Regions from separate parts of the Homo sapiens genome. Here region 1 is linked to region 2. A link is a loop called in an ENCODE intact Hi-C map of the cell type or tissue named here. Cell type or tissue: PC-3. All regions are shown on one strand. Links, peaks and the distances in the headings refer to the core of each region. The heading gives the core; the rest is flanking DNA. Region 1 overlaps EYS (eyes shut homolog). Region 2 overlaps EYS (eyes shut homolog).

Region 1 (16,283 bases), core at 3,822-11,821, 73 kb before region 2:
AACAATGAGAACACATGGACACAGGAAGGGGAGCATCACACACTGGGGCCTGTTGTGGGGTGGGGAGAGTGGGGAGAGATAGCATTAGGAGATATACCTAATGTAAATGTTGAATTAATGGGTGCAGCACACCAACATGGCACATGTATACATATGTAACAAACCTGCACGTTTTGCACATGTACCCTAAAACTTAAAGTATAATTAAAAAAAAGACAATGTCAGTATCCCAAGCTGTATTAAAGTGATATATTTTAAGAATTAATTAATTGGCACCTAGTTTCAATCACATGGTCATGTTTAAACAGCACGAGTCATGTTCTCAGTGCCTGATCCACCCAGCCATGATGGGAACAAGTCTGGGGACCATCAACGTAGAGGCCTGGGTCATAGCACGCAGCAGCTTAATTGTAGCTTCACATGTGAAGTCAGTCCTGCATGCCCTTTCTTAATAAAACTCTGCAAACATATTTTGCAAAATATTACTCATGTACCCTCAATAAAAAACAGAACAGAGTGGAACACTTTTAATTAAAGCATCACAGCAGCCCAGACCCTTGCTGGCTTTCTCTGTCTCTGGGAAAGGTTAATCTGGGGGTGAGGGAAGAAATTTTAGAACAACAGAGATAAAATAAGGACATAACCATTGACAAAGTATACTTTAAAAGTATTATAGTCTATATATAAATCAACGGCAATGTGTCTGAAGACTTCTCTGAAAGGGATAAATGTTTTCAAAAGATAAAATTACTGAAATGATTTAAGACGAGGTAAAGACCAATATGCTTTAAGTATATTAATGGAATCATTAATGTATGTTAATTACAATATTACAAATTTATTAATTTCAAAATTAATGAATGTTCAAAGTGCCAAGTAGTAGAGTGTGGCTATCACATGGGGTAATTAGGGAATCAGGCAGTCTTGGAAGGTGAGTTAAGAACAGTCTTCGATGCCAAACTGAAAGGGTTACTATTTGCTGCCAATGAAGGACCAGGGAAGACTCTTTAAACAGAATAAATTCAAATTTGTGTTTAAATAACATCCATTTGGCAGTAATTAACAGAGGAGATATGAAAGGAATGAAGACAAGTTAGGAGGTATTCAAATAGTACAGGCAGAAGAAGATGGCATTCCAAGTGAAGAGGAACCATTTGAATTAAATAACCAAATATAGAATGATGTGGTGAGTGGAAGGATGGGAAGAGGAACAAAGGAAGAAGTTTGGATGACTATGACAAAATTGTTATTTGAATAACTTGATAGATGGAAATTCTAAAATTAAACGCAAGACAAAAATTAGAGGCATGTTTTTTCAGCCATCAAACGTTGAGTATTTGCCAAAAATGTGTTATTTTCTGAGGACACACAAAAAAAATTAAGCCACTCTGCCTGCATTTAAGGAACTCACAGCTGTCACATGGTGAGTCATACAAAAAAAATGGACTATGCAGTTGAATAAGAGCTGCAATAGAAGTATATATTTGTGTTGATAACAAGAAAGGTATTATCAATTCTATATTGAAAAAGATTACATTTCAAAGAAGAAAAATAATAAAATGGGTTTAAATATGTTAAGTTTAGGTTACCTATATTTTTCCAAGTGAATCTGTCCATTAAACAGATGAATATGTTAAGTCAGGCTCTATCTATGTTAAAGATTAAAATCTGACAGTTTTCAGAAATTAGAAAGTAGCTAAAGTTATAGGAACAAATGAGATCACTCAGGGAGAATTTCTAAAGTAGAAAAGATTTAAGAATAGACTAGAGAGAGAATGGTAGCTATTATGGCATGTCAAGTACAATGAGAAATATTGATAGTTTTTCATACCTTTCTTGTCCTAGTTTTATTTTTCCTGCATTGAAGATCTTGTTGGTGTGCTAAACGATGTTTTATTTAGTAAGAGAAAGGAAGTGGGGTCAGAGCTTTGGGGCCTCAGATTTTTGACAGGATCAAATAGCAAATCATGATGATCAACTGTTAACAGAGAAATCAGGGATGAAAAAGTAATGCTAGATTGGAAGTGACAGTGAAGGATGAGAAAGGGTGTTCTAAAACATTGTTTCCTTGTGCATTGCTTTGGTCAGATGTAGAGCAGTTCTTTTCATGCTTTAAATGAAGGAATGAAGTAGGTACAATCAAAAGGAGAAATGTTAGTTCTGCTGATTTTTAGAAGTTCTCTTCTGTGGGGGAAAAATAGATGTAGCAAAAATAACAGCTGTACTAACAGCAACAAGAGAGTAGTAAATTTTTATCAGCACTTAACAAATTTATCAGTGTTTATGGATTAATAGAAATGTGAATGTCTAATGTGAAGAAATTATTCAAGTAAGTGTAATAATTTAGTCTATGAAACTCAAGTCATCTAAATCTAAATTTTTTAAATTCTAAAATAAGCAAAAATGTATAATGTGGTAAAAAAGTTTAGTATAATTTATATATACTATATTATAGGATATACAGTATTATATTTAGTGTTTGTACTATATGTAAATATTTAAGATATTGATAATCATAATTATAATCATTTTAATTGTAATCACTGAAAATTATAAATTGATTCTTATTTATATATAGTATTTAAAATTTCATGTATCTTGAGATTTAATTTTATAATATTATAATAAATGTAGGTAATTATAGTTTCTAAACCTTTGAATATTATTGGTTAGACTTATTTTTTTAATGAATGCTTCTTCAGGAAAGGAGATACATGGACTTATAAACTGGTGATATTCATTTAAATCACAGATTTTAATAAAATTAGACTCATAAGTGGAAAATGTAATATTTTTAAATTAAAATAATAATTGCATCATTTCAGTCACCTTCTTTTTTATAAACTTCGTCACAGAGTTTGTACGATGTCCTTTCTGGGGAAGGTGAAAAACTACTCAACAAAAACATCAGTAGTATTAATTTTTAATTTCTATTGAGTAAATCAAATCTATTTCCATTATAAAGAAATAGCAAACAATATTCTGTTTCTTCTGGTACCAAGAAATACAATCAACTTGTATATGAATAATTTGTGACCCATTGTATTTGTAGCTTTATGTGTATTAGTGTGTCAGACTCTGAGGTTAGCTAATAGAAGGCCTTTATAGAAGGCTAAGGGGATTTGTGCTGTAGACAAAGGGGCATCATTTCTATTCAGAATCACTAACTTTTATTCTGCTAAGTTGCGTTGTGTTCAGGGTAAAGATACTCATCTCTTTTGTGTTTTCTTTATAATATTCTGTTGTACTCTCTTGGATAAAATTTCAATGAGTTGTTATTGATAGTGGCCCTGATTCATACTACAGAACTATGCTTGGTTAAAAAAAATAATAAAAATGATAATCCATACTTTTAGCATAAGTTATTTCAAACTCAATACTGTGCTTTCATAGCTTCCTTTGCCAATTTGAGATTTTTTTTAATATAATTTAGGAACTTAAAAGATTCTCCATCTTGATTTATTAGATGTTCCCATGACTCAAAATTAACTTTATTTTGTGAATCATATCAAAGTTAATATAATTAGTTTGATAAGTCTATATGATCTTTTAAGACATTCAAACATTGCAGAGTATATTTTAGATGTCATTTTGTAGTCAGTACCCAGTAATTCAATACTATAAGTAATATAGTATACTATATGTAAGATGTTTAATACATGTTTCGTATAAAGACCTTGTTGCTTTTTTCATTTATAATTGGAAGAGAAATAAATTTGGAGTGTGTTCAAATAGCATCGCCTGAAGAGGCTTTTGGAAGCAGCGGGAAAACACTCTGCCTAACCCCAATTAGTCTTGTTTTCCATATTCAGGGCAGTTCTGTTTTTCAACATATCCACTAAACACGGTGATAATGAAAATTAATATGGTTAGAAAGCAATTCAATAGCAAATGTTTATTGCTTATAATTGTTGTTTCCTGTCATAATTTTCATAAAACCTGTCAGCACTGAAAACAGGTTCAAAGAGTGTGTGAGCCAGAAAGTAGGCAGGTGCACCTGAATTATATAATAGATGTGCTCCTGCAAAGCAACACGGAAGTCATTTTTTAGCAAATTGAATTATATTTTTATTGTACTTTGTGAGTTCATTGCTTCTCAGAATAAGTAAAACCTAATTATAAAACCAAATAATTTAATTCATATATAAACCCATATATAAAGACTATCCTTTCTCAAACATTTTCTGGTGGACTTATCAATAGTGTGAAAAGCCCTAACAACAAGAAAAATGCTGGAATCTCATCATTACCTTTTCTCATCCCATTTTATTTATAAAATATTTTTCTGATTTTTGTTTTCAAACTACCATGTATGATCATTTTAGTTGTATTTGTATTTATCAAAGAATATAGCATTTGCCTAACATGTGCAAAGTTGGACATGCCATAGGGGGATCAAAGGTGAATCAAACACAGATCTTTTCTTCAGAGAATGTATACTGTAGGAGGATAGATGAGATAGGCTTATGGACTTTCCTTTTTATCTAGTCTTCCATCTCACATTAGTTTCAATGCTCCTGGTGACAACAAATGTCAAGAAAAATGGTCAAGAGAACATGATGGCACATTTGTCCAGGACCTCCCAAAAACATGTGCAACTCCTAACTTGGGGTTTCCTTCTATGAAGCTAAAATCTAAGCTCCATTAGGGTAATCTTTATATATTTGCTCAACACTGTATTCCCTGATGAGTATTTGGGATGTAGTAGTCACTTGATAGATGTTTGTTGAATGCGTTGAATTCATTAGTGACTCCCAGTAAGATAGGCAAAAATAACACGAAGAAACTGTCTAAAACCATATCTATGGTAGAATCAACAGATATGCAACATCCAAATAGTTTCCAAGTTATATGCTAAGGATCCTATTTATTTACAAGCCAAGTCCATCTCTTTGTAAACTTAACCATTTTCCTCTACTAATGGTATCCAAATTCATATCCAAACTTCTCCTAGTGTCTAGCTAGTTACATTGCATCTTAACTTGATTGGTATATGGCTTTTCTTCTATCATTAAAAGTTGATGCATGTGCAGTTCAGCATCTGCAAACCTTCTGCTCCATAAGTGACATTCCAACTATGTTATAATCGTTTCTGGTCACAGGAAAGGAAACTCACCTCCTTAACTCATATTTTCCCCAGTGCCTTCTTAGAATTCATATGCTTAGGACATTCTATTTCTACTAATTAAAGTCACTTCACTGCCTTCATCCAAATTATTAGGTTTACTATATTATCAATTCTATATTTATGCCAACAATTGTAACGTAGGATAAAAAACAATACATAGACTAAAAAAGTTGCGGATACAATGCTTTGAGGAGTTCAAATTTGGGAGAATATTCAAGTAGGCCTTGAATTAAGGGAGAAATTTTATACCTAGGATTTGAGGAAGAACGTTCTACAAAGATAGAACAGTATGAACACAAGTAGAGAAACAAAAGAAAGTTGGTTCAACCTTAGCAGGAGATATGTATGTGTAGAAGCACTAAAAAGGAAGACCATGGAGGGCCTGGCTTACTTGATAATTATACTGTAGCCACTGAAGTTTTTGACCAAAGGTCTCAGGTAATTATGATTGAATAAAATTGACATGGCAGCAATGACAACTAATAGACACTGTAGGAAGGAAAGCAAGTTAGAAAGAAGCCACTGCAACAGTTCAGTTGAAACAATGAGAACTTAAAGGGTTGTGGTAGCAGAAGGAAAGACAAAAGCTTTGATTTAAGCAAGTGTCAGGATCTAGCAACTAGTTTGGGAAGAGACGAGTAGATAATGATGCTGAGTTTCTAAGCTTGGAACACTAAGTACTATGAGTTAGAAACTGAAGGAGCAGCAGATGTAGAAAAGTCAGAAATGATTAGAGGACTCAAGACAGAGGACAGAGCCTTGGAAACTATGTGTGTTATAAAGTGGTTGAAGAAACAGTCTGCAAAAGGTAGGTAAGAAGACAGCCAAAGTACAGAACAGTGTCATGAAAGACAAGGAAAGAGAAAGTTTTAATAAAAATGACGGCTTAGTATTATGGAGATTTCTAGGCATCAGTGCTCATAAGCACCGATGAAGAACTTGCTAACAAGGCCTTAATAACCTTTGAAAAAACAGATTCAATAAAATGCAGAACCAGGTAGGTAAATTTCTAAGAGTAAAAGATTGTGTGTAGAAGGCCAACAAACGGTAACTTTTGTGATACCATATAACTTAAGTAAAGCAGTTTAATAATAGTTAAGTTGTATTGTTTATACCTGATTCTAACAACTAACCTTCACAAGTTATAGGCATAAACAGGATATTAAAAATAAACTTTCTTTTGCACAACAGGATATAACACTGTAAACAAATGAGGTGCCATACCTAAAAGCAAGATTTAACTAGAAAGTATTCTTGATTTAAAAAGGGTATGTATTTGGACCAGAAGATTTTAAGAGATAATTTTGAGAAAATGTTTTTGAAGAAGGCTATCTTGTGGACTTCACTCCCCACCCTCTTCCACCCACCGTACCTGACAATGTGTTTGGAGATAGCTACAGCTGGATCACTTAGAAAGTAGCACCATGGACTGTTGACCTATAGTCATACATTCATAGCTGAGCTAAAGCAGCACTGTGTGTGTGTGTGTGTGTGTGTGTGCGCGCGCACGTGCGCACGCGCGCGCGTCTGGAAGGAGAAGGAGGGGGAGAGAGAAAGAGACAGAGGGCTGGGCAGGGTGACTCACGCCTATAATCCCAGCACTTTGGGAGGCCTAGGCAGGTGGATCACTTGGGGTCAGGAGCCCAACCAGCCTGGCCAACATAGCGAAAACCCATCACTACTAAAAATGCAAAAATTAGCCAGACATGGTGGCATGCACCTGTAATCCCAGCTACTCGGGAGGCGGGGGTTACAGTGAGCAGAGACTGCACCACAGTTGCAGCCTGTGCAAAAGAACAAGACTCTGTCTCAAAAAAAACAACAGAAGAAAAACAGAGACAGAGTTTGGTTGGAAATTAACTATACCCCACATACAGTAGGGCAGGAGATGACCAGGAATTTAAGAGTCTTTACCACGGACTAGATATGTACCCCTCAGGAAAAGCAACTGGCCTGAAGTCATTTTATGTTCTTCCCAAATGCTGCTTGTTAAGTGACTAAGATGGCCTTAACACTCTTCTTAGCTTAACTAAACTTTAGAAAGGTTTCTTCCTGACTAGGTCCTTGGAGCATTTACTTTAGAAAACTTTCCGTATTACATTATTTCTCTGTTGCCTTTGAAACATAAATCTTTTAAAGATCTTGTCAGTTTTACCAGCCAGGAATCTTTCTTAAGGTTCTTGGAACCACTGCTCCCCCAAAATGTAATCATAAAAGAAGACAGCAGCCCATCTGTCCACCTCTAGGGGAGGGTATAAGACTAACTTCAATGGGTGCCTTGATTCCTAGTTGTAAAACTATGTCCTAATACAAAGATAAGAGAAAGTTTACTTATCCTTTGAATAAAGCCAATTAGCAAACACAGACAGCCTGTGTTCTCTCTCACTCCAGCTCTTAAAAACTCTCCCACCCTTTACTTTATTACAAAGCAGTTGAGCTCAGACTGAGTTCTGACCTCTCCCTTATTGCAATAGCCTTGGGAAAAGTCATCCTTGCCTACTTAACTTAATCTGTGCAATGTTTGCACTGACACAGGCAAATCACTGTCAACAACAAGAGTTTGAAAAATCAGAGCAAGACCAAGATAGAAGTGACAAGAAAGAAGGCAGGGTATGGCTGCAAATCCTAGGCGTGGCAGTTGACAAAGGTTTCCAAAGATTGAATAAATGCTCATGAGTCATAGTGTTGCCAGATCTAGCAACTAAAATTACAGGATTCTTAAATTTAAATTTCAAATAAACAGCACTATTTTTAGTATATTTCATGTGATGTTTGAGACATACTTATACTAAAAACTTATTTAGGCTGGGCACAGTGGCTCACGCCTGTAATCCCAGCACTTTGGGAGACTGAGGCAGGTGGATCACCTGAGGTCAGGAGTTAGAGAGCAGCCTGGCCAACATAGTGAAACCCCGTCTCTACTAAAAATACAAAAGTTAGCCAGGCATGGTGGCACATGACTGTAATCCCAGCTACTCAGGAGGCTGAGGCAGGAGAATCGCTTGAAGCCGGGAGGTGGAGGTTGCAGTGAGCCAAGATTGCACCATTGCACTCCAGCCTGGGCAACGAAGCAAGACTGTCTCAAAAAACAAACAAATAACAACAAAAAACTTATTTGTTATTTATCTGAAATTTGAATTTAACTGAGCATCCTGTATTTTATCTGGCATCCCTACCATGAAAGAAACAACCAGTTTTAAACATGTTCCCTTCCTAAAGAGCAAGATGCCTGGTTACAACAGTACAATTGCCATTTCTAACAGCTCTTCTTTACTGTGTAGTCTTTCCTTTCCACCCCACCTTACTTTCTCCCCATTCAAAGCTGGAAGGGTCAGAAACAGCAGCTAACCTTAGGAGAGGTGATAAAAAGAAGAACAGAAACCAGGTTACTTCTGCCCCTCAAGGAAGACAGCAGGTGTCAGGCCACCCTACAGAGATAGGCTGGTGAAGGAGGATAGGAGAAATCATATCTCTGATGGAAGATTTAACTGTTACTAAATTTCTTAGACTGGATATTAGTTTCTCACTCACTGTATGACTTAGAGAGATGGTAAAAATAATCGGAAATACTAAATTTCCGTCCAGTGGCAGAGAAAATTCCCCCCATTGTGAGAAAGACAAAAAAGAAAGTTGGCTGGGCATGGTGGCTCACATCTGTAATTCCAGCACTTTGGGAGGCCAAGGTGGGCAGATTGCTTGAGCTCAGGAGTTTGAGACAATCCTGGGCAACATGGTGAAACCCTGTCTCTACTAAAAATACAAAAGTTAGCCAGGCGTGTTGGCACACACCTGTAGTCCCAATTACTTCAGAGGCTGAGGCAGATGGATGACCTGAGCCTGAGAGTTTGAGGCTGAAGTGAGCCGAGATTGCTCCATTGCACTTCAGTTGTGCTGATAAAATGAGACACTATCTCAAAAAAAAAAAAAAGAAGTTGCATTTTCTTTTTTTTATTACCAAATGTTAAAGAAGTTGCATTTTCAACATACCATGTGTTACACTTGTTCTATGTACCAATTATATTTTAATAGATATGAATATAGATCTATAACAATGAAATGTTTTAAATTTTATGTGCACCAAGATTTTGTGAGATTATTTAAAATACAAATAATTCTATAAGTCTAAAACTAATAACCTTGCATATTATAGTAATACTACTTATAAAATAACTAAGTATTATTGAAAAGCACTAAATATTAATGAACATTAATAAAATTCCTCTGTGTGACAGTTCTCTAACCTTTGTGTGTCACAGAATTTTTTTCACTTTATTGACATATAATTACATCAAATAAAATTTATCAATTTTAAGTGTATATCTTGATGTTTGTAACCCAAAGGATAAATGCTTAAGGTGATGGATACTCCATTGACCCTGATGTGATTATGATACATTGTATTCCTGTATCAAAATATCTCATGAAACCCATAAATATATATACCTACAATGTAAACACAAAAATTAAAAATTAACAAACAATACAACCTTCACATCACAAAATATCGCAAAAGAATCTGGTGAAACACTGATTTCACAATGCAAGTACACAAATTTTTTTCAGACAATTTTAGAGTGTTTGTTATGTCTTAAAACCCATCCATAAACATCAAATTATAACTCTTATTCAGTCTTTTCCTCTGTACTGGTAGTGAATTATTTGAGGCAATAAATATAAATTTATTACACTTTATATCTAAAGTTCTTAAAATTGGACCTAACATTTTAAATACTAGTGTTACCTTTTCAAATGAATGCTAACTATAAATGCTAAGTTTTTATCTACTTGAGTAGCAATATAATGCTATCAGAACATATTAATACCATTTTCTTTTTTAGATGCAGGTTTATTCTTTCCATCTTTCAATGGGAATTCCTATTTAGAACTGCCCTTTTTGAAGTTTGTCCTGGAGAAGGAACATAACAGAACTGTTACCATCTACTTGACTATAAAAACAAACAGTTTAAATGGAACTATTCTTTACAGTGAGTATTAAATGTTTGACTTCTTGTATGTCATGTTTCTTTCTCAAACGTTGATCTATTGAATCAATGATTTATTCATTTAAATATTGTGAGAGAATTTTTCCAGACCAGTGCATGAAGCATTACCAAAGAGAAATTTTAGTTCTTTGTAGTTTCTCTAGAAGTTTCTTTATGAGTCATTCAATGGAACGTGACTTACAAACAGGATCTGAGCTGACAAGACAGAATTTAGCAAGCATATGAATTTGACAGCATATGGCTATAGCAGTAAAACAAATGCTGCAAATGTTTCAGAGCATACTTTTATGATATAAATCACTAAATATGAATTACATTCAATACTTGATAACTTGGGAAAAGGCATTCCAAAGCTGGGGTTCATTTGACAATCAAGTAAATTCCTACCACTCTTTTAGTAACATCTATTATCTTGATATAAGCTGGTTTTTTTTTAAGTAGTATTAACAGTATTTGCTTAAGGAAATGTCTTTACATCCAGAGTTCTCTGCATTATTATGCAATTTGCTCATAAAGGTCTCTATAAGCAGAATGTATGGGCTTCTTTCTTCTGTGAATGAACATCACTAAGGTGTATTACCAGCAGTATTCAAAATTTGACAATTGTTTTCTCTTTTGAAATAAATGCACAATCATTTTAACAATTCCTCATATTGGAGGTGTAATGTCTTTAGTACCTTAACAGATTATCCCTTGGACAGTATGGCCACTTTCTGCCATCCCCATAAAGTCACCAATGACTTTCTTCACAGAATTAGAAAAAACTACTTTAAAGTTCATATGGAACCAAAAAAGAGCCCACATTGTCAAGTCAATCCTAAGCCAAAAGAACAAAGCTGGAGGCATCACGCTACCTGACTTCAAACTATCCTACAAGGCTACAGTAACCAAAACAGCATGGTACTGGTACCAAAACAGAGATATAGACCAATGGAACAGAACACAGCCCTCAGAAATAATGCCGCATATCTACAACTATCTGATATTTGACAAATCTGAGAAAAACAAGCAATGGGGAAAGGATTCCCTATTTAATAAATGGTGCTGGGAAAACTGGCTAGCCATATGTAGAAAGCTGAAACTGGATCCCTTCCTTACACCTTATACAAAAATTAATTCAAGATGGATTAAAGACTTAAATGTTAGACCTAAAACCATAAAAACCCTAGAAGAAAACCTAGGCAATACCATTCAGGACATAGGCAGGGGCAAGGACTTCATGTCTAAAACACCAGAAGCAATGGCAACAAAAGCCAAAATTGACCAATGGGATGTAATTAAACTAAAGAGCTTCTGCACAGCAAAAGAAACTACCATCAGAGTGAACAGGCAACCTACAGAATGGGAGAAAATTTTTGCAATCTACTCATCTGACAAAGGGCTAATATCCAGAATCTACAAAGAACTCAAATTTACAAGAAAAAAAACAAACAACCCCATCAACAAGTGGGTGAAGGATATGAACAGACACTTCTCAAAAGAAGACATTTATGCAGCCAAAAGACACATGAAAAAATGCTCATCATCACTGGCCATCGGAGAAATGCAAATCAAAACCACAATGAGATACCATCTCACACCAGTTAGAATGGCAATCATTAAAAAGTCAGGAAACAACAGGTACTGGAGAGGATGTGGAGAATTTTTACACTGTTGGTGGGACTGTAAACTAGTTCAACCATTGAGGAAGACAGTGTGGTGATTCCTCAGGGATCTAGAACTAGAAATACCATTTGACCCAGCCATCCCATTACTGGGTAATACCCAAAGTATTATAAATCATGCTGCTATAAAGACACATGAACACGTATATTTATTGTGGCACTATTCACAATAGCAAAGACTTGGAACCAACCCAAATGTCCAACAATGATAGACTGGATTAAGAAAATGTGGCACATATAAACCATGGAACACTATGCAGCCATAAAAAATGATGAGTTCATGTCCTTTGTTGGGACATGGATGAAGCTGGAAACCATCCTTCTCAGCAAACTATGGCAAGGACAAAAAACCAAACATCGCATATTCTGATAGGTGGGAATTGAACAATGAGAACACTTGGACACAGGAAGGGGAACATCACACACAGGGGCCTGTTGTGGTATCAGGGGAGCGGGGAGCGATAGCATTAGGAGATATACCTAATGTAAATGACGAGTTAATAGGTGCAGCACACCAACATGGCACATGTATACATATGTAACAAACCTGCATGTTGTGCACATGTACCCTAGAACTTAAGGTATAATAAAATAATAAAAAAATAAAAAATAAAAAACAATTATCCCCTTTGGGGCAACTTATTATTTCCCAAACGATTTGCTCCTCTACTTTGAAACAGTTTGCTAAATTGATTCATCATTCTACACTTTCTAAACAAAATACATAAAAGATTTTATTATTTGACTACGAGTAAAATGCCTAAAAGAAGCATTTAGGAAAGCCAGGTGAAGTTAGTAGTTTTTAACATTAAATTAAAACAAAGAATTTATGTTATATTTTAGAAAGAAACCAACTTGCCAGGCTAGGCCAGTATCATTTATTCCCCAGGAGCAGAGGCACCCATGTTTAAATGATAGCTTTAGAGAGTGTCTGACTGATTTATGTTAAAAGAGAGAGAGAGAAGACAATACAAAAGAAAAACTTGTTTTTTATACAAAATCTAAGTGCTGGTAGATGACCATGAAATTTGGAAGTAATAGTACATTGCAGAGTAAACAAAAGAAAAACAGAACAAAAGACACAAACATAATAATCGAAAGACAAAGAAAAGTGATTTTCTAGCTTTGCAATTTTTTAAGTTATATAGAATTGGAAGGCATTTTCTTGGGGAAAATTTATTTCTACCAACTAAAAACAGCTCATAGTTAAAGCAGCACCCAACCACTGGGAATTATCCTGCTCTGGGTTCACGCTCCTGGCTCATGTCCATACCAACACTTGGATGTGTTATCTTTGAAGGCCAGAGAAATACATGCCAAGCATATATACACTCCATTAAAGTTCGTACTTTAATCTAAATCCAATAAAAGTCAAGCTGATGATAGTGCCATAGGATCATTTCTGCCTTCCTTATTCAATGACCTACAAAAACAATCAAACTAGAAATTATTGGTAAGAAAATAATCCCACTGTAACGATTATCCATTTCTGCCCTTGTCTTATATAATTGTTGTTATAGTACCGGACACATCAAAGCTGTTTACTCTAGAGAGTTTCAGAGCCCATGAAGGGAGAAAATATTTTTGTTTGTAAAGCATTCTTTCTGTTCATTTTTAAGGTGGTAATTTAATCCTACACTGTTGGGAATACCTCAGCAGAATGTTTCCTGGGTTGCTACTTTCTATCCTCTTAGAATCTGTCAACCTCATAAAAGCCTCACAACAGATGAGCACAAAGATTTTTGTAATTCAGTTAGATACTGGTAATTTAAAAGGTGTGTCCCTTAACTTAGGGGATAATTGCATTTACTTTGAAATCAGTATATTATGTGTAGGAGCAATTAAAACTAGTGAGAAAATTAAAACAGATGTTTCACTTCAAATATTAGGTGTTGATTTTGTTTGAGTTGCTTTGATTTTAATTTTGCCATTTTTTAATTCCTAAATATTTCAGTTCAACTCAATTCCATTTCACAAACATTTTTTGAACATTGTATTTTATATCAAATCAAATATTTAAGAGACAAGGATAGAGAACTATCAGGCTGATAAACCACTGTCAGCTTTGAATTATATTCCTGGTTCAAAACTGCACATTTATTTTGTCTCAGTTTGCCTCACCAACTAATTGATGTTGAAAAGGAACAAAAGGAAGATAAAACTTGAATCCTTACGGGGTTACGGTAAAAATCCTTAGAAAGGATAGCTTAAAAAAGAACACTCTGTGGGAGAGAGACAGCTCTGAGAGCAGCAGTCAAGATGAAAAGAAAGCTTTTTGAATCTGCCACTGAACCAATTCAGAATTCTGGAACCTAGTCAAAGGAGCTACTAATAGGTCACGAGAGAAGGGATGAGACCACACAAAATTCTTTAGGTGCACTTTCAGAAAATGAGCTCTATTACACAAGCAGTATCAATCAGGAGGCTTCGTCATGGGATATATTACCATGCAGTTGGATCCATTCTGTGCTGCTTCTTTGAAAAGAAATAAGCATGCCATGTGGAAGTATGTGATCTTTGAAAATTATGAGAAGACATCTGACCAAGTCCCAGGAGGCAAATTACATGAGCAACTCCAGTGGGAGGAGAGGATTCAGAAGCAATCTTTATATTACTTAATGTTTGTATTTAAAATAGGAAGCAAAAGAAGGACCAATCTTAGATAAGAGTAATTGACATGCTAGTGGAATTATTGGGGCCTCTTCATTTGCATTTATGGAAGACTAAAAGATTTCTGATACTCCTGGAGAAAACAAATGAAATCTAAAGAGTCATAACACCTGCCTTTCCCTATAAAATGATTTCCAGCAGAATATATAACATCTTCATTAGACACTTACCATATTTCATTTCAATGATGTGGCAAGGCCAATGAAGTCCCACAGCATTCCCTGGCATCATATTAGATAGCATCTTTTCTCTTCTAAGGAAAAAGATTGCTCAGTTGTTTTAATCAATTTTATTGTGTGTACCATAAAATTCTTTGAATATCTTCATCCCTCCTTAATGGGTCCCAATAGAGCTAGCTCAAGACAGATATAGGAAAGAGTAAGTTGCAAACATGGATGGCTGAATTAATGCATTGTCATTCATGAGAAACTTCTATTCATTGTATTTCATCTTTTTTATGACAGCAAAGACAAATTCAACAAATTCTGAGTGCCTAAAATGTGCATAGCTTTCTTTGGGCAATGTGAGGGATACAAAGTTGAATAAGTGATGGTCTATATATCCCTAGTTTCTCACCTTTTAGTAGATAGCTACATAATTCTTTGGGAAACCTGGTTGTGACATGTCTTAAATTAGAAGTATAAATTAAGAACTTGCACAGAGATTCATTTTACCAGGAGTCTGTGCTTACATCTCCTCACCAAATAGCAAACACCTCTGTATTAGCCTGTTTTTACACTACTAATAAAGACATACCCAAGACTGGGTAAATTATAAAGAAGAAGAGGTTTAATGGACTCACAGTTCCACGGGGCTGGGGAGGTCTCACAATCATGGCAGAAGGCAAAAGACACATCTTACTTGACAGCAGGCAAGAGAGAGAATGACAGCCAAGCAAAAGGGGAAACTCCTTATAAAACCATCAGATCTCATGAGACTTATACCCTACCACCAGAACAGTATGAGGGAAAATGCCCCCATGATTCAGTTATCTCCCACCGGGTCCCTCCCAAAACACATGGGAATTATGGGAGTTACAATTCAAGATCAAATTTGGGTAGGGACACAGCCAAACCATATTAACCTCTTAATCTGAAACTGTGTTTCGTAGTTCTCTATTCTCCCCACTCTCCTCAGAACCTCCTCTAGTGCCTTGCATAGCATAGGTACTTGGCTAGAATAGTTCTTAAGTTTTGTTTCTGAGTTATTCAACCTTGATAGTTGTGATAAAAAATAAGTAGGTATTGAATCTTTAGGAAATTATCCCATTGAACATTGTTATAATTTATTCCTCTGATAAATAGAAACAAACACAAATTTCAATGGTTTAGTCAAAATGTAGCTTGAAACAAAGATAATGTTTTCACGCATTTACTTAAAAAATCAGGAATATAGCAGGAGTTGGCAAGTTTTTCTATAACCCTCAGAAATAGATATTTGAAGTAGATATGTTTGCAAGCTGCACAAGTTCAACTCTGCCATAGTAGCCTGAAAGCAGCCATGGACAATATGTAAATGAATGAGTACGGCCATGTTTCAATTAAGATTTACAAAATCAGACAGTGTCAGAATTTGGTCCATGGGCCACATAGATTGCCAACCCTTGACCTAGAATTATGTGATTCATTAAACTTCGCCTAAAATAGAACAATTATATTCTACTTATACAATTGAAATTTATGAAGAAATAAGTCAATGAGAGATACATATAACCTGCATAAAACAGTGCTTGGCAAATGGCAGGCCTGAAATAAGTGACTTATTCAGATAATGCTTTAACTCCTTTCCTCTTGTACCTTGTCTAGGGAATTAAGGTCT
Region 2 (16,283 bases), core at 2,900-10,899:
ATATATAAAAGAGATCACTTTCCTGAGGTATGCTATTATGAATCCAATCTGAGGTTTATACTATATCTAGGTCACAACTATTTCTTTATCTACTTTCCAAAGGAAACTGTGTTAATTTACGTTTTCAAATGAAATATCCCATGGTAGCATATTTTTCAAATATATCTTGACTCCTGAATTCAGCTTTAATTTACATATTTATATATACATATACGTATATATATGTGTATGTGTGTGTGTGTATAAGTGTGTATTCCACGTCTTTTCTCAGGACTAAGTAGGAATAAACTTGGCACCAAGGTTTACACATAAGACATGGTTATAAATAAAATGGAGGTAGAAATGCTACTGCATGGATCTCTGATTTCCCAACATATTATTTCTTATACAAAATAATCGAACATTGGGCAATATGAGAGAATATAAGGGTTTAGAAGGTCAATGAAAATGTATAAGTTCCTTTATGTATCAGGAAACTCAGAGAGGTTTAAGTAAATTGCCCAGAGGTTTAAGTAAATTGCCCGAACATAGACAGCTAGTTAGGTTGAGAGTTGGGTCTATCATTACGAGCATATTGACTGTTCTCACCACTTCATATTAATGAGCAGATGTGCTAAAGGATGAACCTTTCACACAGGGAGAGCAGATAGAATTGTCACTGGGCTGTGGGTAGAGCAGACAGCAGGTAAAGAAAAATGGTTTGTCTAAGAAACAGTTCCACTGGCCTGTTTGGTCCCACATCACCCAAGTACACTGGCTTCAGGTCAGCATATGTGCATTGTGTGCATTATGCATCAGGTACTGTACTTACAGCTGAGGCTACCAGGGAGGAACCTGAGGAACAGAAGGCCAGAGAGAAAAACAGACACAAAACCAACAACTATGGAATAATATGACATTACCTGATTTTTATGAGACCTCACCAGACCATGGAAACAAATGAAATCTCGTATTGTAGTAATGCAGCTTCTTGAACATCTTCAGTACCCACAGATCTCCCACCCCCAGCATGCAGAGAGTCCCACAATTGTAGATCACAGATGTTCCCAAATAAATCCACTCTCACAGCCCTGTCAGGCACTGTAATTCTCTTCTAGGTACCCTGCCAGGAACCTGCCACCAACACTACAGGGTGTGGTAGTATGCCTCCCTCTCCTTCCTGTTACTTGCTATTAACAAGGTCCAGAAAGGAGTGTTTGTGGGGTCTCAACAGATTTTGCTTTCAGCTTTCCCTCCTTGCCTTTGCACTCATATAAGAGTTCAGTCCTAGTGATGGATATGACAGCAGCCTAGGAAGGTTCAAGCAGAGGACAGGAATTAGAGGAAAAAAGACCAAGGACATGCGGAGTGCAATTGATGGAAAGATTATGATTAAAGGAGACAGGAAGAAGGGAGTCCTCCATCTTAAGAGAACAGAGTGAGTGGTGGAGACAGGGATACCTTCAGAAGTAAAGGAATTGAAAAGCTTTCCTGTCTCAGTTAAGCTAAATAATTAGTCATTTGCTGCTAATCAGAGATAGATTAGCTAACAAGAGACGAATAAGAAATGTACAATACCCTCATTAGAAATCAAAAAGAGGCCAAGCATGGTGGCTCACACCTGTAATCCCAGCACTGTGGGAGGCCAACATAGGCAGATAGCTTGAGCACAGTAGTTTGAGGCCAGCCTTGGCAGCATAATGAGACCCTGTCCCTACAGAAAATACAAAAATTAGCCAGGCATAGTGATGTATGCCTGTAGTCCCAGCTACTTGGGAGTCTGAGGCAGGAGGATTGCATGTGATCAGGAGATTGAGGCTACAGTGAGCTGCACTCCAGCCTGGGTGACGGAGCAAGACCCTGTCTCAAAAAAAAAAAAAAAAAATCAAAAAGGTATGACACAGCAGCCAATAGCATAGATTCTGGAGCTACAACGTACAGGTTTATAACCCAGCACTGTGATTTATGAACTTTGTGACCTTGAGCAAATTACTTAACCCCTAGGTGCCTCAATTTCCTCACCTATAAATGGGAAGAATGTTTCCATTTATCTCAGAGGGTGGCTGCTGTGTAATATTTTAAAGTACTTGAGATAATGCCTGGTCTATAATAAATGCTATATAAATGTTTATTAAATAAAGTAAATAATTCCATTATACAGTATTTGATTATAAGAAGCTATTGCTAATAATAAAAACATACCCCTGTGAAGGTCTCTGTCACTTTGAAACATGTTATTCCAGTCTGTCCTGATTGGTTGCATTGCTTTTAATAGGAGGCAGGACAGAGCAGCCCAAAGGTACCAGGTGGTGAAATGGAATTTGCTAAAGAAAAGGAGCAAAAAAGCCAAAAATGGGAGAAAACATAGTTCCTTTGTTTGTTTCTTTGTTTCCTAGAAGCAACAAAGCTCAGCACTCAGAATTCCTTACTTTCCTTTTTGCCTCATAAGCCTGGAAACCAAGAAGTCCCAGCTTGTGTTCTATGTGTAAACTCATCCTGGCATTACTTGCTGTCTCTATTTGAATGCAGCCTTGAAGCTGGTGCACAAACCTGTCAGCCCTCATTAACACTAACCTATGCTGCTGATGCAGGTGCCCTGGCTATGCTTCCTCTGGTTCCAGTGAAAACTGACCTCTCAGAGAATGACAATGTCTTTCCTTCTTACCCTCTGTGAGGACCTTCAGATTACAACAATTTTATTCACCTTCACCTCACCATCACCTATCACCTACATTTCTTATATAATAGGCATTCGATCATTTGTCTGTTGAATCAATAGATCTATTTTCATTTGTATTTTAAATTATTTCCCTGAAAACTAATTTCTTTTATCCTTTATTGTGTTACCAATTTTTTCTTTTTTTCTTCTATTTTTTGCTATTTTACCTTATATTTAAAGCTACCTTAAATCATTATTGGATTGAGACTTTATAAATAAAATTAACACAGATTATAGATTTTTAGAGTTTATTAAATTTGCCTGTGGTCTTGAGCCTATGAGCCTTGCAATATTTAGTTTGCTATTTATATAAAGCAGTACAAAACATTCAAACCATTGTCTCTAACCATCAGTGATTTTTCTCTTTATATGAGATGTGGATTTTGGTTCTACTCAAATTTTATGTATCATCTTCTGGAAAAATTCCAAAATGTTTAGTGTAATTGTTTTTTATCAGAAACAACTCCAGGAATTATTATCTCTATTGTAAGAGTGCAAAACAAAGCAATTTTTTTCATCATCATGGTTACTTATTCAATTAAATTTTTCTCAATCTTTAAATTGAAAGTGCTCTTGTGGAAGCTATTTATAAGAAATTGACTTAAAGAAGGGCTAGTAACTCTTCTTTCAATCATTAAGCCTAGATTACAGATATTCATCAGTTCTACCTATTTTTATATTGGTTGAATTTCTAAAAGTTTACATGTCTTGGTTATCTCCAAATTGAAAGTTTGCCTAGGGTAAGGTTTTAACTGTTCTTCTCTCCCTATAGGAAATTTTAAAGATGGGGGAGTCATGTTTGACAAAGGGTATAGAAAGGACAGTTAGAAGGGGAAGTGGTGTACCTAAAACCTCAGAAACCAAAAAAAAAAAAAATAAAAAAAGACTAAATAAGCCAAGCCAAAGGATATTTAGACTGTGTGCTAGCTGGTAGAGAAACCAGAAACCAAAGAGGTATTGATCCAAGACTCACCCAATGGATCACACTGTAGCCTTTTTACACTTAGAGTGATAAGTATATTTACAACTTTGGCTCAGAGAGTGCTTCAGAAATTTAAATGTTTTACATCTCTAGTCATCTACTCTCTCTTCATATTTTTAATACAAATGTGAAACTAGGATTATTACTGACTTCACTGGATTAAACATAATACAGTATAAATATCTTAACATTAAAATATTTTCTGTTTCTTCATAAATCTCAGTAAAATGCATTGTCAGGAAAATTATGTACTGCAAATAGTACCAACCATTTGGAAACTGAAGTATTATTAGAAAACAAAAAAACTACATACTTAATGTTAAGGCAATTTTATAAAAAGAATCCCTCACTGTAACATATCTTTGTAAAAAAAAAAATGGCAGGGACACACATGGCCTTTTCATTTACCACCTAATGTGAGTGAATCTCCACCTACCAATATCATCTGAATTACTTTTTGTTTAAATTTTGGTAAAGTGATCTGCTTGTTACCTAATTGAGTTTTTCCATACGGTCTTTTAACTTGAAAAAAAAACTTCTTTCTTTCAAAATATGTGTGTGTGTGAGTTCAAATGTTTGAGATGAAAGGATCAGAAATCAATGTTTTAAGTCCTGAGTTTTAATTGATTACTCAGAGGAGTGAACACCCCTAAAACTACTAAAAACCAAATAAATTGAGTACATAATAAGTACTGGAAGTGGAGAATAAAATTAAATACTATCTCGTATTTGTAAACTGAACATGTGTAGGTTTTAGGGTAATATTCTTAGAACTTACATTCACCATCAGAGTGAATTAGCCCAATCTAGAACTGTGAAATAATAGATTCCAAAAAGAAAAAGAATTTTTTTTTTACTGAAATCTCAAACGAAATGGCAACAGTGAAGTTGAGCTTTTCAGCTTTCCTAATGCCCTTGTTCTAAGTGAATACTTAAATGCTACTAAGAAATGTTCAAGAAACTCAGTGGCATACTGGTTTTTAAGAATCATCTCTCAGGGAAAAAAAAAGGGTGGGGTGGTGATTTGTAGCATTTGCCACTTTCCCTGGAATAAATACTTTTACCATGGCCTATATTTCAAGCTAACAATATGAATTCACTGAATGTGGCATTTGGGAAAGATATGCAAAATTAGCTCTCACGAGCTAGTGCCAGGCTCCTCCAGCATCCCATTGACACTCATCATCAACATGTTCAGAGAGGTTAGAAATGGATGTCAGGTCAAAAAAAACAGGAAGCTTTCTGGATGCAAATTTATATTTGTGTAATTGTAATTGTCATTATATGAATGCTTTTACCGGCTAAAGAAAACAAGAGAATTCTGGGCATTTACACATTTAGAGGCGCTACCAGGAGACCATGAAATCTAGAGAATATGCTGCGAGTCCCATTGCACGTGAATTGGATAGCGTAGTCGGAAAGAAAATCACAGTTCTTGGAAAATCTCCAGTATCTCGTGATGGCTGGTTGTATGTTCCCTTGACGACTGCTCTGTTTAATCAAGGGAGTAAGTGAAGTTTCTGCTTCAGTGGTCCTCAGGAATCATCACAGATCCTTTTTTAATATCAGTACATCACAGGAAAATGGCTTGGTTTTCTCTGTAATTTATTATAAAGTGTATTTGGGCTGTTTTGTCAGAGAGAAGTCTAACTAATATAATCTAAAACTAGTGACCGCCACATGACTATCATCCAGAGGCAGGAAGTGCTCAGAAAAATCACTTATTAGAGGTCATGGAGCGCTTTTTATACAAAGCTCTTTGTACTGTCAGGCTGGCCAACTCTGTGACGATCTAAGCAAAAACAGGATGCTTTTTAAAAACAGTGTGTTTATATTGCTTTTGCTAGACAAAAGTCCTGACACTGTGGCTTTTATGCGTGATCCTTTTTTTATACTGTTTAACATTTATTTTGTGCTGAGTTGCACAGACAATGTCAAGAAATATGGCTGTGTTGATAGGGCTGTATGAAAACCATCCCACTTTTAGGAAACAGCATTTCCTTAAATTTGCTTACCCAGCCATGACAATCACACTGGATAAGTGAAGTGGTAAGGAAAGCTGTATGTCTCTGGACAGTTTCACCCATACTGCCTAATGTCTAATTTTTGAAATATATTTTCCATGTTTCCCTGTTACAAACAGGGAGGTAAAACAATAATGCTATCAATTAGATCTTAAGTTAGTCTTTGTAGGGATCAGATTCCTTTCAGTGCCTCCATCTCTGCCATGTACCTTTACTGCCATCTGCTGATACTGAGTCTCTGGGCTCTGAGTCTCCCATCCCAGCTATTCTCATGTAGAGCTGTCACTAGTCAGCTAAAACTTCTGGCTGAGCATGGAGATCATAGTTGCTAACAACTGAACTTACCCTCTTTCTATCTTAAATGTAGCCTAAGAAGATTCTTTTAAATAAAAGTTCTGAGTTAATGCTTAATTCATATGCTACTATTCACTTCAGAGCAATAGACTTACATTTATTCAGTATACATTAAGGCAAACTATTATTGGTCAGAAATTCAAGTTATTAATCTGGAAATAATTAAAATCTGGAAGATAGACATTTTTGCATTCATTTTTAACATTTAACTAAGAAAATGAAAGGAAAGAAAGGAAAGGAGGGGAGGGGGTGAGGGGACAAGAGGAGAGGAGAGGAGAGGAGAGGAGAGGAGAGGAGAGGAGAGGAAAAACTTATTAGCAATGTTAATGCATGCCCAAAATCTAAAATAAACAAGCCAGTGTTATTGTTGGGTAATTGCCAAGCCTAAAGACAAGAGAAAAGAACATTTATGTTTTGCACCTGTGAAAGCATTCAGTATCATCATCAATTTTGCAGTATTCCCTAGAAGCAGTTGGTGCTGTTCAGTTTTCTTACTGTTACATCATGGCTTCATGCTGCAATTATACATGAACTAGGTTTCACACACCTTCAGCCCAGCAATGAGATACTGCTTTAAAGCATTTAATTTCATTATGGTTTGATGCCAATAACTCATATAACCACCAGATTTGACAAATAAAACATAGGTACCTTAAAAAGAAAAAAAAATCCATACGTTCTATTTCTCTCTGGAAAAAAAAAAAACAAACTACTTTACTTATGTGCTTTTGAAATATACCACTGGAAAAAAAAATATGAGACAGATGCATTCAAATGCCTATAGCACAAAACAAACCTGAGATAGAAAAGCCAAAGAAATTAGTCCTTCCAAATTTAAAGACTGCAAAATCATGAAGGCACTTCCAAATGGCTTGGTTAACTTTTTTTTCATCCTACCTCTCACAAATTAAAGACAATTTTCTATGTACATGTCCCTTCAAAGGCAAGAACTTAGTTTGATCTTTCATTTTTGTGTTTTCTCATAATAAAAAAAGAAAATGGGGGATTTCGGGTCAAGATGACTCTGTAACTTCACACTTTTATGTGCTAGCAGTGATAGAAAAAATAAAGGAAGAAAACTGAAAACATGAAGGCAAGTTCAAAAACAAGACAAACATATCTTTAGACAAGAAATAGACAAATATGCAAAGCAGCAAAGAAGGTAAGAGTACATACTTGCTAAGATATAAATCTAGAAATAGAAAAGCTTATCTCCTGTAAGGTAAAAGGAACTAAAACTATTTGCTCAAAAAGATTTGTGAAAGATCTGATATAGATATAGGTTTATAAAGATAAATAAAATATATAAGGGAATATAAATATATTCATATATATATACTCAGAAAAAGAGAAAGGCTGCCATCTGGAATTCTGACTTTTAGCAAGCTGCCAGCCCAGGAAGAGAACAGAATGCAATCAAAGTATCATGACCTGAATTATGCCAAGCAGTCTGTCAGCTCTGTGAATGGACCTGTGAATATTTCCAGTATCATTGTAGGACAGAACTACCAAATACCTTTTAGCGAAGATTCCGGTTTCAGTGTCAAAAGATCAGGTACGTTTCTCATTCAGCAGGTAGGGTTGGGCACAGCAGAAGAACACAGGACATGAAGAATGGGAGTACACAAAAAGAGAGAAAAAGAAACATACCTCCCATTCAAAATGGGCCTGCACAGTACAATATCAGAACCCATAAAGATACTGGAAAAGGAACCAAGAAAACCAACAATGGAACAGGAATCATTCTAGATAAGACAATTTTTATGAAAGGGCCTGAAAAAACTCTAAAGTATTTTTAAAACACTAGAAAGCATAAATGAAGGAATAATTTTACTATTTAAAAAGAGAAATTACAGGCCACAGCCCTGTCCCCCTTCTCTCCACACCACCACCCCCCCCCCCAACCAAACACACACACAGCCAATGCCACCAGTGCAAATGCACACATGGAGGCTGGAAGCCCTGCACCTGCCAACACCCTGCCCCTGCCACACCACCACCACTGTCAGAGCAGGAGCACCGCATCCCCAGTCTCGCCAGTACTCTGCCACGGTGCAGGCATGTGCAACTGAGCACAGATCCTGCTGCTGCCACCCCGACGCAGTGCTTTGGCCAGCTCCCCTTCACCGGAGCGTTCTGGCCAGCGGACTGGAAATATCTCAGCCCTGCCAGCACAGCAGGTTCATAACCTCAAGGGGCCAGAGAGAAAAAGCCAGGAGTCTGGTACCAGCCCCACCCCCCAGAGTTAGAGCACACAGCCCAGGAGTGCTGAGCTGAGCACTGGCCCCCTAAAACCTTCCAGAAATGAAGCCAGTTAACTGAACCCACTTTGTACCACAATCAAACCCCCAAGGAAATCAAAGAAGATAAAAGCAAAAACAAACAAACAAACCAAAAACACATCCAAAGGATAGCAACTTCAAAGACTGAAAGAATATCAACCCATATAGATGAGAAAGAACAAGCGCAAGAACTCTGGCAACTCAAAAAACCAGAGTGCCTTTTTACCTCCAAAAACTGAACTGGTTTTCCAGCAATGGTACTTAATCAGGCCTAAATGGCTGAAATGACAAAATTGAATTCAGAATACGGATAGGAACAAAGATCATCAAGATTCAGAACAAAGTCAAAAAATCTAAAGAATCTAAGGAGTACAATAAAAAGATACAGGAGATGAAAGATGAAATGGTCATTTTAAGAAAGAACCAAGCTGGCCGGGAGAAGTGGCTCGCGCTTGTAATCCCAGCACTTTCGGAGGCCGAGGTGGGCAGATCACGAGGTCAAGAGATTGAGACCATCCTGGCTAACCCGGTGAAACCCCATCTCTACTGAAAATACAAAAAAATTAGCCTTGCGTGGTGGTGGGTGCCTGTAGTCCCAACTACTCGGGAGGCTGAGGCAGGAGAATGGCATGAACCTGGGGGGCGGAGCTTGCAGTGAGCCGAGATCACGCCACTGCACTCCAGCCTGGGTGACAGAGTGAGACTCCGTCTCCAAAAAAAAAAAAAAATCGAGAATTTCCTAACACAAATTAACAGCAGAATTGACCAAGCGGAGGAAAGAATCTCAGAGCTCGAAGACCAGTTCTTCAAAATAACTCAGTCAGACAAAAATAAAGAAAAATGAATAAAAAATGAATAAATGAATAAACCTCCAAGAAATGAGATTAGGTAAAGACCAAATCTACAACTCATTGGCATCCCTGAAAGAGCAGGAGAGAAAGCAAGCAACATGGAAAACATTTCAGGGTATCATTCATGAAAATTTCCTCAACCTCACTAGAGAGGCCAACATTCAAATTCAGGAAATGCAGAGAACACCTGTTAGATACTATACAAGATGACCATGCTCAAAACACATAGTCGTCAGATTCTCCAAGGTTGAAATACATTAAAAGTGTGTTAAAGGCAGCTAGAGAGAAGGGGCAGGTCACCTACAAAGGGAACCCCATCAGGCTAACAGCAGACCTTTCAGCAGAAACCCTAAAAGCAAGAAGAGATTGGGGGCCTATATTCACCATTCTTAAAGAAAATAACTTCCAACCATGAATTTCACACTCAGTTAAACTAAGTTTAAAAGCAAAGAAGAAATAAGATCCTTTTCAGACAAGCAAATGCTAAGAGAATTCATTACCACCAGACATGCATTGCAAGAAATCCTTAAGGAAGTGCTAAATATGGAAAGGAAAGACTACTACTAGCCACTACAAAAACACAATTAAGCACATAGACCATTGACACCATAAAGCAACCACACAATCAAGTCTGCATGATAATCAACTAACAACATGATGACAGGATCAAATCTGCACATGTCAAAATTAATCTTGAATGTAAACAGGCTAAATGCCTCAATTAAAGGGCATACAGTAGCAAGTTGGATAAAGAAACAAGATTCAAATATTCAAGAGAACCACCTCATATGCAAGGACACCCATAAGCTTAAAGTCAAGAGAGAGGGAAAAATCTACTAAGCAAACAGAAAATGGAAAACAGCAGGGGTAGCTATTCTAATTTCAGACAAAACAGACTTCAAGCCAATAATGATCAAAAAAGATAAATAAACTTATTACATAATGGTAAAGGGTTCAATTCGAAAAAAAGACCTAATCATTCTAAATATATATGCACCTATCACAGGACCCAGATTCATCAAGCAAGTTCTTAGAGACCTATGAAGAATTTTAGATAACCATACAACAATAGTGGGAGATTTAAACACCCCACTGAGAGTATTAGACAGATCACTGAAGCAGAAAACTGACAAAGATATTCAGGACCTGAATTTGACACTTGACCAAATGGACCTAACAGATATCTCCACTCAAAAACAACAGAATATGCATTCTTCTCATCTGTGTGTTGTGCCTGCTCTAAAATAAATGACAAAATTGGCCATAAAACAATCCTCAGCAAATTTAAACAACCAAAACCATACCAACCGTACTATTAGACCACAGTGCAATAAAAATAGAAATCAATGCTAAGAAAAATGATGAAAATCATACAATCACATGGAAATTAAACAACCTGATCCTGAATGACTTTTGGGTAAACAATGAAATTAAGGCAGAAATCAATAAATTCTTTGAAAATAATATGAATAAAGATACAACATACAAGAATTCCTGGGGCACAGCTAAAGCAGTGATAAGAGGGAAAGTTATAGTGCTAAATGCCCATATCAAAAAGTTAGATCTCAAATTAACAACTTAACACCACATCTAGAGGAACTGGAGAAATAAGAGCAAACCAACCACAAAGCTAGCAGAAGACAAGAAATAATCAAAATCAGAACTGAACTGAAGGAAATTGAGATGTAAAAAAACACACAAAAGATCAAAAAACCTATGTGTTTCTTTTTTAAAAGAATAAATAAGATTGACAGACTGCTAGGTAGGCTAATTGAAATTAAAAAAAAAAAGACTCAAACACAATCAGAGATAACAAAGGGGACATTACCACCAACCCCACAGAAAAACAAAAAACCTCAGAGACTACTTCAAACACCACTATGCACACAAACTAGAAAACCTAGAAGAAATGAATAAATTCCTGGATACACATATCTCACAAGATTGGACCAAGAAAAAATTGAATCCTTGAACAGACCAATAATGTGTTTCAAAGTTGAATCAGTAATAGAAAGCCTAACAACCAGAAATAGCCCAGTACTAAATAGATTCACAGACAAATTATATCAGAAATATAAATAAGAGCTGGTACTGTTCCTACTGAAACTATTCCAAAAAGTTGAGGATGAGGGACTCCTCCTTAATTCATTCTATGAGTTAAGCATCATCCTGATATCAAAACCCAGCAGAGACACAGCAACAAAAACAGAAAACTTCAGGCCAATATCTTCGATGAACATCAATGCAAAAATTCTCAGCAAAATATGGGCAAACCAAATCCAGCAGCACATCACAAAGCTTATCCACCATGACCAAGTAGGCTCTATCCTTGGGATGAAATATTTGCATAAACATATGCAAATCAATAAATGGGATTTATCATATAGAACTAAAGACAAAAACCACGTGATTATCTCAATAGATGCAGAAAAGGCTTTCGATAAAATTCAACATCATTTCATGTCAAAAACCCTCAATAAACTAGGCATTTAGGCATTGAAGAAACATACTTCAAAATAATAAGAGCCATTGATAACAAATCCACAGCCAACATCATACTGAATAGGCACCAGATGGAAGCATTCCCCTTGAGAACTAGAACAAGAAAAGGATGTCCACTCTTACCACTTTCATCCAACATAGTACTGGAAGTCTTAGCCAGAGCAATCAGGCAAGAGTAAGAAATAAAAGTCATCCAAGTAAGAAAAGAGGAAGTCAAACTCTCTCTCTCTGCAGACAATTGATTCTATACCTAGAACACACCATAGTCTCTGCCCAAAATATCTGCTCCTAGGAGTCTCTGCTTCTAGAACTGATAAACAATTTCAGCAGTTTCAGGATAAAAAAAATCCACATAAAAAAATCAGTAGCATTTCTATACACCAAAAACATCCAAGCTGAAAGCCAAATCAATAATGCAATCCTATTCACAAGACCCACAGAGAGAGTAATATCTAAGAATACAGCTAACCAGTGAGGTAAAAGATCCCTACAAGGAGAATTACAAACACTGCTGAAAGGAATTGGAGATGACCCAAACAAATGGTAAATCATACCAATGCTCATGATTAAGAAGAATCAATATTGCTAATATGGCCATACTGCCCAAAGCAATTTACAGATTCAATTCTATTTCTATCAAACTACAAATGACATTCTTCACAGAATTAGAAAAAACTATTTTAAAATTCATATGGAACCGATAAAGAGCCAGGATAACCACGGCAATCCAAAGCAAAAAGTGCAAAGCTGGAAGTTTTATGTTACCCAACTTCAAACTATACTACAAGCCTAGAGTAACCAAAACAGCATGGTACTTGTACAAAAAAACAGACACAAAGACCAATGGAACAGAATAGAGAGCCCAGAAGTAATGCCATACACCTACAACTATCTGATCTTCAATAAAGTTAACAAAAAAAGCAATGGGAAAGGACTCCCTATTCAATAAATGGTGCAGGGATACCTGGCTAGCCATATGCAGAAGATTGAAACTACAGCCCTTTCTTACACTATGTATAAAAGTCAACTCACGATGGATTAAAGACTTAAATGTAAAACCCAAAACTATAAAAACTCTGGAAGATAATGTAGGAAATACCATTCTAAATATAGGCCCTGGCAAAGATTTCATGACAAAGACACCAAAAGCAATAGCATCCGAAACAAAACTTGACAAATAAGACCTAATTAAACTAAAGAGCTTCTGCAAAGCAAAGGAAACTAGCAACAGAGTAAACAGACAACCTGTAAGATAGAAGAAAATATTTCAAACTATGCATCTGACAAAGATCTAATATACAGATTCAGTAAGGAACTTAAGTTAACAAGCAAAAAACAAAAAACCTCACTAAAAAGTGGGCAAAGAACTTAACAGAACTTAACAGACACTTTTCAAAAGAAGACATACTTGTGGCCGAAAGCATATAAAACAAAGTTCAACATCACTAATTATTATAGAAATGCAAATCAAAACCACAAGGAGATACCATCTCACACTAGTCAGAATGGCTATTATTAAAAAGTCAAAAAATTACAGATGCTGGCAAGGTTGTGGAGAAACAGGAACTCTTATACACTGCTGCAGGGAATGTAAGTTAGTTCAGCCATTGTGGAAAGAAGTTTGGCAATTTCCCAAAGAACTTAAAACAGAATTACCATTCGACCCAGTAATCGCATTATTGGATACATCCCCAAAGGCATATAGATTGTTCTGCCAAAAAGACATATGCACCCATATGTTCATCACAGCACTATTCACAATAGGAAAGGCATGGAATCAACCTAAATGCATATCAGTGGTAGACTGGATAAAGAAAATGTGGTAAATAGATACCATGGAATACTACACAACCATAAAAAAGGAGATCATGTCTTTTGCAGCAAAATGGATGGAGTTGGAGGCCATTATCCTAAGTGAACTAATGCAGGATCAGAAAACCAAATACCACACAATCTCGTTTACAAGTGGGAGGTAAATATTAAGTGCTTAGCTCAAAGGGAACACAAAGAAGGCAACAACGGACACTGGAGCCTACTTGAGGGTGGAGGGTGGGAGGATGATGACAGTCAAAAAGACTACCTAACAGTACTATGCTTACTACCTGGGTGATGAAATAATCTATACATCATGACACACAATTTACTTATATAACAAACTGCAACAGGTACCCCTGAACCTAAAATAAAAGTTAAAAAAAAAAAGTGATTCAAACTTTGATAATACTTATTGCTCCTTATTTAAAGAGTGGAAACTGAATTCCAATATTTTCCAATAAAAATAACATTTTATAAGAAAGTATATTAAAATATTAGTTAAAATATGGGGAAAAGTTATAAAAGCATAACAGGCAGAAATAAAACACAAAAAAGAAATATATTCAAAACCTTGAGAATAAAAAAATTCATAGACATTTAAAACTCAGTAGATAGGATAAACTCTAGTCTAAAAACAGTTGAAGAAAAAAATGATACCTAAGAAGAATGTCAGACAGAAAAAAATAAGGGAAGATTTTTTTAAGAGTAAAAGCGAGATTAAGAAATTTAGAGGACTGCTTAACAGGCTTCCAAAAAATGTCTAACATAAGTTCTACAAGTAGAGATTTCAGTGTTCTGTGTATTAGTCCATTCTCATGCTGCTATAAAGGACTGTCCCAGACTGTCTAATTTATAGAGGAAAGAGGTTTAATTGACTCACAGTTCGGCATGGCTGGGGAGGCCTCAGGAAATTTACAATTATGGCAGAAGGGGAAGCAAACATGTCCTTCTTCATGTGATGGCAGGAAGGAGAAGTGAAGAGCAAAGAGGGGGAAAAGCCCTTTATAAACTATCAGATCTCATGAGAACTGACTCACTATCACAAGAACAGCATGGAGGTAACCACCTCCATGATTCAATTACCTCCTACTGGGTTCCTCCCATGACATGTGGGGATTATGGGAACTACAATTCAAGATGGGATTTGTGTGGAAACACAGCCAAACCATATCATTCAGAGAATACCAAAAAGCAATATTCAAGATGATTCAGGTAAAAATTTTCCAAAGTTTGAGGAATTTTTTTTTAATTTTTAAGTTTTGTGGGTCCATAGTGGATGTCTATATTTATGGGGTATATGGGATGTTTTGACACAGATACACAATGTGTAAATCACATCAGTTTAAATGGGGTATCCATCAACATAAGCATGTATCCTTTGTGTTACAAATTAATCCAATCATATTATTTATTTTAAAGCATACAATTAAGTTGTTATTGACTATAGTCACCCTATTGTGCTATCAAATAGTAGATCTTATTCATTCTAACTATATTTTTGTACCCAGTAACAATCGTTCCAACCCCCCAGACCCCTACTACACTTCTCAGCCTCTGGTAACCATTCTATCTATCTTCATGAGTTCAGTTGTTTTAAATTTTAGCTCCCACAAACAAGTGAGAAAGTTTGTCTTTCTATGCCTGGTTTATTTTACTTAACATAATGACCTCCAGTTCCATCCATGTTGTTGCAAATGACAGGATCTCATTCTATTTTATGGCTGAACAGTACTCCATTGTGTATATCTACCACATTTTCTTTATCCATTCATCTATTGATGAACACTTAGGTTACTTCCAAATCTTGGCTATTATGTATATAGGTGAACCTGAAAGGAAGGCATGGAATCCAGGAAACAACAGAAAAATATTGGAAAATTCTTTAATTCTTGTTTTTTAATGAAAGCTGAATTTTTGTCTTAAGAGATAAGATTAAAAAACATATGTTCAGTGTCCAAAATTTAGAAAATACAAATAAGCAAAAGACACAATTTAAAAATCATCCTCAGGCCAGGCGCAGAGGCTCATGCCTATAATCCCAGCTCTTTGGGAGGGAAAGGCAGGAGGATCACTTAAGCCCAGGAGTTCAAGACCCGCCTGGGCAACATAGTGGGACCCTATCTCTATATACACACACACAAAATCATCTTCATTCCCACTGAAGCAGGAAAGTTCCCAGATTCCCCTCACAGGACATGTGACAGGGATGTGCCTCCCCTGTTTGGTCACCCTGCAGCTCAAACCCCTAGAAGTAGCATGCAGATGGGCAGGTACAGAGGCTAGGGTGAGTGCTTTGGGCTCTTGGCCCTGCGGTAGCATCTAGGGGTGGGAGTCTGTGACTCCCGAAACCCAAGTGGGCATGTGTTACAGTGTGCTCCTTTAGCTTTGCTATCTGTGGATGGCTTGTGTGTTAATCAGCTCAGTGGGCCCTCTGCTTTACTGCAAGGGCAGGGGGCCAGTGTGACAGCCTTCTGTATCCTGAGCTCTTGCCCAGTGTCCCAGAAGAATCAGATCATACACAGGCTCAAAGGAAGAGTGCAAGGTTTTATTGAGTGGTGGAGGTGGCTCTCAGCAAGACGGATGGGAGCTGAAAGAGGGGATGGAGTGGGAAGATGGTCTTCCCCTGGAGTTGGGCCACCCAGGGGCTGGACTCTTCTCTGACAGCCCCCAGCCAAACTCCCCTTGGCATCCAGACATCCCTCCTATTCTCTCTTTCTCTGCTACATTGTTCCACCGTGGCTGGTCTGCTAGTCTGCTGGTGTCGACAATCAGCTG

The links. A loop is a pair of places that touch in the nucleus more often than their neighbours do. Peaks named below come from ENCODE experiments on the same cell type or tissue, not always from the same donor. Only the 100,000 strongest peaks of a DNase experiment are listed, where the experiment ranks them.
Region 1: a loop joins it to region 2, with 12 times the contacts of the local background. A loop is called at or near these places in 3 of 110 quality-filtered maps.

What each region holds. Positions count from the first base shown.
Region 1 is chr6:64,075,686-64,091,968 of GRCh38, reverse strand. It overlaps EYS (eyes shut homolog), which reads left to right. Exons shown (of 43, transcript NM_001142800.2): 32 at 9,967-10,113. Among named protein-coding and RNA genes, the nearest start is that of SCAT8, 280 kb to the right of the region's middle. In PC-3, for the core only: no CTCF peak of the experiment used is centred there; no DNase peak of the experiment used is centred there; H3K27ac peaks cover 1,361 bases.
Region 2 is chr6:64,002,071-64,018,353 of GRCh38, reverse strand. The region is part of intron 33 of EYS (eyes shut homolog); the gene reads left to right. All of the region lies in intron 3 of LOC107986608 (a long non-coding RNA gene), which reads right to left. Among named protein-coding and RNA genes, the nearest start is that of SCAT8, 200 kb to the right of the region's middle. RefSeq lists silencers at 5,824-6,118, 8,846-8,981. In PC-3, for the core only: CTCF peaks have their summits at 5,722 and 5,921 (motif pointing left); a DNase peak (open chromatin) is centred at 5,923.